Linked DNA regions of Homo sapiens: region 2 is linked to region 1. Evidence: chromatin loops called from intact Hi-C (ENCODE). Cell type or tissue: natural killer cell. All regions are shown on one strand. Region 1 has its middle 82 kb from the start of ZNF397. Region 2 overlaps MAPRE2 (microtubule associated protein RP/EB family member 2).

Region 1 (5,000 bases):
GGCCGACATGGTGAAACCCCATCTCTACTAAAAAAATAATAATACAAAAATTGGCTGGGTGTGGTGGCATGCGCCTGTAATCCCAGCTACTCAGGAAGCTAAGGCATGAGAATCGAACCCAGGAGGCGGAGGTTGCCGTGAGTCGAGATTGCGCCACTGCACTCCAGCCTGGGTGAGAGTGTGAGACTCTGTCTCCAAAACAAAAGGCCGGGCACAGTGGCTCACGCTTGTAATCTCAGCATTTTGGGAGGCCGAGGTGGGCGAATCACAAGGTCAGGAGATCGAGACCAGCCTGGCCAATATGGTGAAACCCTGTCTCTACTAAAAATACAAAAAATTAGCTGGGCATGATGGTGGGCGCCTGTAATCTCAGCTACTCGGTACGCTGAGGCAGGAGAATTGCTTGAACCTGGGAGGCAGAGGTTGCAGTGAGCAGAGATCGTGCCACTGCACTCCAGCCCAGGTGACAGTGTGAGACTCTGTCAGAAAGAAGAAAGGAAAAGAAAGGAAGGGAAAGGAAGAGAAGGGAGGGGAGGGGAGGGGAGGGGAGGGGAGGGGAAGGGAAGGGAAGGGAAGGGAAGGGAAAAAGAAAGGAATGGAAAAGGAAAAGGAAAGGACAAAGAAAGCAAAGTTAGCTATTACTACTAATTTTGGCTTCAATAGCAATCCTGTGAGGGAGGTAGTACAGATATTACTGATATTATAATAATAATCTTCTTAGCCTGATGCTAAACATTTCAACACCGCCCACTGCTTTCACTGCCCTGCAGCAAGAGCAGTCCTAGGCAGCCACATGTTACGTGGTTCAGAGTGGGCGTCTAACCCAGGGCCAGTCAGTATTAGGGTTTTCAAGTGACCACATGGTCTGCCTCTCTGATGGCAATTAGATCCTCCCTCTGCTCTCCCCTTCCCTCTCATTTGCACTAAGGATTGAGAACCTTAGCAGTGAATACCAGAGCTTGAAAGGATGCACAGGGAACGAAGCCACGAGGAAGGATCACAGCATGCTGATGTTATATATGAGCAGTTGCTCTGAAATAGAAAAAAGGTGAAAGTGGTCAAAAGAAAAGAGAGGCCTGGGCACAGGGACTCCCACCTGTAATCCCAGCACTTTGGGAGGCTGAGGCAGGAGGATTGCTTGAGGCTAGGAGTCTGAGACCAGCAATGTCAACATAGCAAGACCCTGTTTCTACAAAAAATGTAAAAATTAGCTGGGTGTGGTGATGCACACCTGTAGTCCTAGCTACTTGGGAGGCTGAGGCAGGAGGATGGCTTGAGCACAGGAGATTGAGGCTGCAGTGAGCTATGATTGTGCCACTGCACTTCAGCCTGGGAAGCAGAGCAAGACCCTGTCTCTAAAAAAAAAAAGAAGAAAAAGCAAACACTCAGGAAAGAACCAAGGAAGGTTTTAAATACGATTTTCTGGAATCTAGTTGACCAGATTTATAGAGCTCACATTTATGTGTAATTAACATAAGTCAGAGGTAACTTAAATGAGTCGCTTCCTTGCAACCCAACACATTCTCATGAAGTGAGGTTCTCGAAAGGGAATAACTTTCCCAAGTTGATAGAACAGAAGGGACCTTCAAGACAATCCAATACCAAGCCCAGCTGAGCACCTAGATGACAGCTAGCATCACCTGCCAGCCCTGTGCGGGAAGAAGCCAACTTGGACATCCAGCCCCCTTGGGCCTTCAGATGACTCCGAGCATCTGTCCATCTGACAGCAACCACAGGAGAGACCTCAAGCAAGAACTGCCCCGCTATCCCATGGAACCATAAGAGAATAATAAATTGGTTCAAGTCACTAAGTTTAGGGTGGCTTCTTGTGACACAGCAATAGATAACTAGAACAATGTAGTTGACAGTGAAGGATAGATTTCATTTTGTTATTTTATACAGGCATTTTGCAAAAAGAATGTGAATTGAGTCACATTTATGCTGTAACAGCTGTGAAATAATTTGAGCATATCACTTTGGTGAGCTTCATAAAATTAAGTGTAAAATGAGGGAATGAGACTAGGTAATCTTTGACATCCCTTCTGGCACTTAAAAATTCTGATTCCCAATAAACTACACAATGAAAAACAACATGGCCCCCAGGGGATAGTTACCTGAGCTAGGCAGAACTTTCCTACCCTAGAAGCGGAGGATAGGAGGGGTGGGGAGCAGGAGGATAGGAATCAAATGCAAGTATTTTTTATAGGCTGCTTCCCAGCACATAGTAGATGCCCAAAAAAGTTGTTTGAATGAAATGTCCCTTTCCTGGGTGCTTTGATTTAATTTGTTTTTCTCACTCAGTTATTTGATCTGAGGTCACTTCCCATGCAAATGAAATAAGAAAGAGGAATCAGAAACACAGACAGGTCCTAAGTGAATTTTTGACATAAATGAGTTTTTAAATGATCTCCATGTTGTTCCTTCACTCTCCTCTATCGACTTGTACTGAAGTTCCCAGAGTGTTCCAGGCAATGGGCATGTCTAAGTAACCTGTTGCCTCTTGGGTTATCCCACTCAGGGGGCTGAGCAGGTGGAAGCCACAGAGAAGTCACACATTATATACAACACTCATTCTTCATACAACCCCGTCTCTGCAATAAGGAAGTGGCCACATCTGCCTCCACCTCATCTGTGGCACTTTATTTTCCACTTCCTGAAAAGAAACAAAGCATCATATATTTACCATGCACACTGTCATGGCCATTACTCAGTTTGTGATGCAATGGATGGGACAAGTGTCGACTCCTCCAGCCTTTCCAGAGACCCTGTAACTGCAGAGAGGACCATAGGGCCAGGAGAAACAGGGCCAGTGAGAGACTCTGATGTCACTCCTCAGACCAACATCACTCTGCGCTGTTCAACAGCAAACAAGCACATACTATGATGACAAGGGAGGTAACTAGGCTAAAAGAAGCTCATTAAAAATCAACTTTATCTATAAAAATTTCCTCTTCTTCCTGCCCTGCTCTCTCCCCACAACTTCCTTCTCCTGAAAATACCTTCGTTAAACTAAGGACTAGAAAACCTGGGTTATTTCCAAAGGGAAGGTCATGGGAAACGCTTCCTTTGGACAGTTTTCTTCATTGGTTATAATTTAAAAAACAGCTCAGGGGTAATTTAAAACACATATTTTACTGGACATGCTGTTCACTTTCAACACAGAAATCATGCTATATACCTTTCTCCGTATTCCCAACTTCTGAATATCCAAGGAGGAAATCCAGTCATTGCCTCATTCATGAGGATAATGGCTCCCAATTGCCCAGTGAGAACCCATAGCACACTCTGCTTTAGCCACCTCTAATGATAACTAAGGCAGTGACCCACTGATGGTCTATTCTCTGCTCCTTCCGACATGCACTGAGTCATTCTTCTACCAGCACAGTGAGTAAGGACTCGTATTTTAAGTGTGCAAGTTGTTGGGTTATTTACTGAAACTTACTCAGCTTCCTTCTCTGGAACCTAGAGACAATAGCAGTAGTCTTGTTGTATGCCCACAGCCTGGTATACAATAGGTGCTCAATGAATAATAGTGTCATACATGTGCAGGGCACAGTGTCTCATGCCTGTAATCACAGTGCTTTGGGAGGCTGAGGCAGGAGTATTGCTTGAGGCCAGGAGCTGGCCAACTAGCCTGGGCAACGTAGTGAGATCCCATCTCTAAAAATACAATAATAATAATAATAATAATCAACTAGCCAGTCATGGTGGCATGCACCTGTAGTCCTAGCTACTCTGAAGGCTGAGCCAGAGGTTCAAGGCTGCAGTGAGCCTTGATCAAGCCATTGCACTGCAGCCTGAGTGATCTCTTAAAAAAAAAAAAAGTTACATACATGAGCACAGTGTATAATTAACTACCTACATATAATTACTAGTGAGATTATTTAGCTAATTTCTTTTCTTTTCTTTTTTTTTTAATAGAGACAGGGGTCTCACTATTGTTTAGGCTGGTCTTAAACTCCTGGCCTCAAACAATCCTTTCACCTCAGCCTTCCAAAGTGCAGAGATTACAGGTGTGAGCCACTGCACCTGACCCGTTTGGCTAATTTCTAACCTTTTACTGCTAAACTCCATGCACCATCACCATGTAGACTATGTCTGCCTGGCTCACCATCCTATCCTTAGCAACTAGCACACTTAACTAATACAAAGAAGGTGCACAATATACTTATGAATGAATGGAATGAAAAGTGCCTAGATGTAAGGTTGCTAAGAGGATGTAATAAAATAATACATGCAAAGAGCTTATTATTGTGCCTGGCACATAGTTGTACATTGTTGCCTACTGCAATTAGTGGTGGTGATGGTGGTATTGGTATAATTTCTCTCAGTCCATACCCAAACTAAAGTGTGATGTGCAAGAGAGATACTCTCTCTGTTCTCCAGAGACAGCCACCCAGAGATAGCCCCTATTCTACTGCTCCTTATTAGGCCCCCAGCACAACCATTAGCACTTCTAGCTCTAAATTCCTGCCTCCCCTTCCCACAGTTCATCCGCCTGCCATATATTCAACTTTCTAATGTATGTTGAGTCCCCAGAAGAATAAAGACTTTCATGGCTAACTGCTAGGTGGTAAGCTTTCTGCGCAACACTAGGCACTGGATCTACAGTGCTTTTTGGATCTACACATGGTCTCTTTTGACAGAAGTGGATTGGAGATCATCAGTCACCTACTATTGTTTTAGAAGTCAGAAGTACCTTGCCTCAGGTCACTACACATTTCTTCTGAAGGGGTTAGATCTTCTCTTTTAACACATTATGTTGTGATTGCTGGTGCTGAAGACTGTGTTCACCCTAGGGCATGATTTTAGGGGTGGGACCATTTTGTCCACGAATTTAATGTCCCCAGCACCTAGCAGTTTTGAGCACATAACAGAACTTGGTTTACCAAATAAAAATAAAAGAGAGAAGGGAAAAGGTGCAGTGGTGAAGTTTAACATCAGAGTTATTTCCTGTATATTCATTTTTCTCTCCATTAACACAGAGAACAAAAATTTAA
Region 2 (5,000 bases), 53 kb before region 1:
GAAGAAAACCAGAAGAGCTCAGCATCAGAGAACAAAAACCGTAGGAAATTTGTAGAAAGAGGGGTCACCAACAGTGCCAAATATTAATTGTGGCGATATCAAATAGGATGAAGCCTGAAAAATAGGCCAAAGTCTGACTCCTAGGAGGTGATTAATAGTCCCTCAGAGAATTGGTCCATTAAAATACTGAGGGCATAGGCCTAGATTGCAGCAATTTAACAAGGGCTTGTGGAAGTGGAGGCAGTAAGAGTAGATTCAACCTTTAACAAATGTGTCAGAAAAAAATGGAGGAAAATAAAAACATTTGGTTTGTGTAGGGAAAAGAGTGATAGTAGCTTCAGGAAATAAGATTGGAAGGAAGATGTTATTTTTTTTCAACTGTTCTTGTTTGCTTTTAGGATAAGGCAATGTAAGCAGGTTTGTAAGATGGGAGACATGTCTGTGGAGAAGGAATCATTGAAAATAGAAAAAGAGGGGAAATTGGAGTATGACGCTAAAGCTGAAAGGAAAAGGTGAGATGTCAAGGGCATAGATAAAGTGTTAGAAAGGAAAAGAGAGGATATTTATTTTCTTGGAGCCAAAGCGATAGGAGAGGCTGGGTAAAAATTAAGCCACAAAGAGTTTGGGAAACAAACATTGATGGCAGTTTAGATAGGCCTTCAACTTTTGTCAGCAGTTTTCATCAGTCTAGGAGCTGGGGTGGAGAAAAGGGGGATGTTGTGCCCTCTCCAAAGTCTGGGATTCAGGAGGTATGTCGGGTGGGAGGACAAAAAGCTAAGAAAATCAAGGGTGTCTGATATTTCTCATCTTAATGTCATTTTCTAAAGCTGTGAATGATGGATAGCTTGGACTCGAAACTCAACTGCCATTTTTTTCAAGTTTTCTGTAGTGAGATTGGACAGACCTCAGAATATTTTCTTCCACGATCATAACCTGTCCTTAATTTTTTTCTCATTGGTACCAATATTCCTCCACACCCAAATAGCACTGTTACTATGCTACCTTGGCCTCGTTTTCTAGGAATTCCCTCATCTGTCTTTCACAAAAGCTGCAGATAAACGTGTGCCATTTTGATAGAATGTCCATGAACCTGAAAGAGAAATATATATTTTCTAGAGCTTAACCTCTTGGGTGACAATGCTCAGGAAACACATTAAAGTCAACAGATAATAAATTTTATTTTTAATGTTCTGGAAGGCAGTAATTTCCTGAGACCATGTTCCTGATACCTTGACCATGTTTACGTTATTGGTCTTAATCAGGGAGAAATGATATTTTCAGAAGTCAAACTGCCATTCCCTTTCTAATAAAATATGCTCTGATTTTTGGGCATTGTAGGGTAGTAAAACTATACTGGGGGTATATCACATATAGAGTGTTATTATTAAAAGCCATGATAGGAGAAAGGCTCCTATAAATGCATTAAGACCTCATTTTTTCTAGAAGTCATATCCAGTTATTGGGAATACAGCCAAGATAATATAAGCCAAAATGTCTTCCAAGAGTCAGAATAGGTGCTATAAAATGTATGCACCTTAGTCTTCATTCATGAGTTTCTGAGGTACTTACCCAGAGTGTGTTTGCTCTTTCTTAATTTAGACATAATTGTAATAAAGATGGGGATGTGGTTTCTTAGCACATAGCTCATTAGGGCAAGGAATATACAGGTATCAATAGAAAGTACAAACCTCAGTTAAAAAAAAAAACTTAAAACCTTACTAAAGAGCCTCATAGTATCCTGGGATCTTTATTACAAAATCAAATCGTTCCATTGCCTCTCAGTAGTCTTTAGTATATGTATGACACCAGCAGGCAGTCATCAATACTCTCATAGGTCCCTTACAATTCTTAGAATTGTCATAATTCTCTGTAATATTGACCCTGATTTATTTCCCTCATGAGCTCTATTTTTACATTATCTAAACTGGCACCCCTGCTTGTGGGAGTCACTCAAAGCCGTTCTCTTTATACACAGTCTGCTTTTGTTCATCTGAAATTTAGAGCAAATGAAAGGTGATGGTCAGCGGTCTGGAAAATTCACATATCTGTATCACATTTATATCACAGTGTTGCCAGGTCACTAACATGTAGCAGTAATTTTGTTCCCACCTCTAAGCCTTGGTCATTTCTTAATTATCTGCATTAGTGGACGTAAGCAGTGGCTGGTATCATCAAAAACAGGTGATAGTCCTTAATTTTTTTTTATTTTGAGTTTGGAATACTTGATTTATTTTTTTAGTGGATTTATCTCTCCCCCAAAATTTCCTTAGGCCAATATTAAAATTAGCTTATGTCCTAACTATTATACAGTAAGAGCAGTAAGTGGCAGCTCCCAAACATTTTGTATGACAGAGGGACCAGATTAGAGTGGAAAAAGTGATCCTGGAGTAGATTGTCACCATGAAAGGACTCAGTCTACATTAGCAAGAAAAAAAATTGTGCTTTTACATTGTACAGACTACTTATATAAGCATGCACCAGAGATTGCTTATGTATAAAATAGATACATTCTAAATACTTGGTGCATCCTGTTTTTTTAAGAACATGCTAGATTTTTCAACCATTTTGATACAGATAAAAGCTTTTCTTTATGATTCAGAGAAGCCTTAGAATAGTTTGGCTGTGGCTTCTCTGTGTGTCGTTGGGGACTTTACTGTAACAAGCTTACTGCATAAGCAGAGGCTGTCACCTAAGGGTAAATGGCTGCTTGGTAAGTTTTATTGTCTACATTCTGAGGAGTTGCATCTTGAATTGGTTTTAATCTACCAACCAGGGGCATGTATTAAAATACACATTTTCACAATGATAGATATATAAGTACATGCATCATTGTGAATCATGATGTTTGTAAATTTATTGCTATGAGCCATATCTGCAACTCAAGATAGCTGTTGGTGGGGATTGGTTTTTATGTGTGAACACTTACTAAACATAAAAGGAAATTCAAAGTTATGTAGTTACTATAGCAACGACAGCTAAGACACATTGCAGATTCACATACATTCATGTATTTAAATCAAACGCCCATATATAAATATAGTGTGATAGATTTAGAGTTGCTATGGAAATTGAGTTTGAGCTTTCTGCTTTCCTTAGGGACTTCAGTGTTTTAGCCTTAAAATCAGATTAATAGGAATGCCACAAAAGTGGTTTCAAAAGGAAGCAACCTAAGTAGAATAGAATAAAGTATTTGAGCAATCATAATTAAATCCCTAAATGTAGATTTGAATAAATCCTAAGGTGTTTTTCAAGAACATTGTTGAATATTTGAATATTCTCACTCAACAATTACCCTTAATGTTGGGTTTTCTAAGGCTGTTTGTATGACTGTAAAATGTAATCATGTTTATTCATTTATTTGTTTAGCAATGTATGAGCATTTGTTGAGCACCTGTCATCTAAGTACTCATCACCTCTCACCTTCTTTTGGGAAATAAGAATTGCTTTACTTTGTTGGGTTTTTTGTTTGTTTGCTTTGCTTTTTAAGAGAAGCAGTAAAAAATAGCAGTAAGGAGTGGTTTTCATCCTTGTTCTGATCTTGGCTTTATGGCCCAGGATGTAGTCTTTTTTGGTCAGCGGACCACATGCACTTGAAAAGAATGTGTATTCTGCAGTAGTTGGTTGTATAGTGTTTTAGAAATATCAGTTAGATCAAGGTGTTTGATGGTATTATTCAGATCTTCTATGTGCGTTTTTTTACTTACCTAATACCAGTGTCAGAGTAAACAGATCTGTATTTTATGGATTTTTTTGTTGTCCAGTTCTAACATTTGCTGCAGAGTCTGTTGAATTTTCCTGCATTGATCATGGAATTGTCCATTTTTCCCTTTAATTCTCTCCATTTTTGTTTCTTGTATTTTAGTGCTCTATTACTAGATGTATATGTATTTATGTATTTACGAGTGTTAAGTCATCCTGTTGAATTGACCTTTTTTGTCTTCTTCTAAAAAAAAAAAGGGATACATGTGCAGAACGTACAGGTTTGTTACATAGGTATATGTGTGCCATGATGGTTTGCTGCACCTATTGACCAGTCCTCTAAGTTCCCTCCCCTCACCCACAACACCCAAACAGGCCCCAGTGTATGATGTTCCCCTCCCTGTGTCCATGTGTTCTCACTGTTCACTTCCCACTTTGAGTGAGAACATGCAGTGTTTGGTTTTCTGTTCCTGTGTTAGTTCGCTGAGGAAGATGGCTTCCAGCTTTATCCACATCCCTGCAAAGGACATGATCTCATTCCTTTTTATGGCTGCATAGTGTTCCATGGTATATATGTACCACATTTTCTTTATCCAGTCTGTCATTGATGGGCATTTGGGTTGGTTCCATGTCTTTGCTATTGTAAACAGTGCTGCAGTAAACATATGTGTGCATGTGTCTTTATAGCAGAATGATTTATATTCCTTTGGGTATATACTCAGTAATGGGATTGCTGGGTCAAATGGTTTTTCTGATTCTAGATCCTTCAGAAATCATCATACTGTCCTCCACAATGGTTGAAGTAATTTACATTCCCACCAACAGTGTAAAAACATTCCTATTTCTCCACAGCCTCGCCAGCATCTATTGTTTCCTGACTTTTTAATAATCACTATTCTGACTGTGTGAGATGGCATCTCATTGTGGTTTTGATTTGCATTTCTCTAATGATCAGTGATGTTGAGCTTTTTTTTTTTTTCATATGTTTGTTGGCTGTGTAAATGTCTTCTTTTGAGAAGTATCTGTTCATATTCTTTGCCCACTTTCTAATGGGGTTTTTTCTTTCTTGTAAATATATTTAAGTTCCGTGTAAATTCTGAATATTAGACCGTTGTCAGATGGGTAGATTGCAAAAATGTTCTCCCATTCTGTAGGTTGCCTGTTCACTCTGATGATAGTTTCTTTTACTCTGCAGAAGCTGTTTAGTTTAATTAGATCCCTTTTGTCAATTTTGGCTTTTGTTGAAATTGCTTTTGGCGTTTTTGTCATGTAGTCTTTGCCCATGCCTATGTCCTGAATGG

Evidence for each region. Hi-C counts contacts between places; a loop is a spot of excess contacts. Peaks named below come from ENCODE experiments on the same cell type or tissue, not always from the same donor. Only the 100,000 strongest peaks of a DNase experiment are listed, where the experiment ranks them.
Region 2: a loop joins it to region 1, with 8 times the contacts of the local background. A loop is called at or near these places in 4 of 110 quality-filtered maps.

What each region holds. Positions count from the first base shown.
Region 1 is chr18:35,156,597-35,161,596 of GRCh38, forward strand. No RefSeq gene overlaps it. Among named protein-coding and RNA genes, the nearest start is that of ZNF397, 82 kb to the right of the region's middle. In natural killer cell, no CTCF peak of the experiment used is centred here; a DNase peak (open chromatin) is centred at 2,615; H3K27ac peaks cover 1,743 bases.
Region 2 is chr18:35,104,068-35,109,067 of GRCh38, forward strand. The region is part of intron 4 of MAPRE2 (microtubule associated protein RP/EB family member 2); the gene reads left to right. Among named protein-coding and RNA genes, the nearest start is that of MAPRE2, 65 kb to the left of the region's middle. In natural killer cell, no CTCF peak of the experiment used is centred here; DNase peaks (open chromatin) are centred at 2,674 and 2,904; H3K27ac peaks cover 1,980 bases.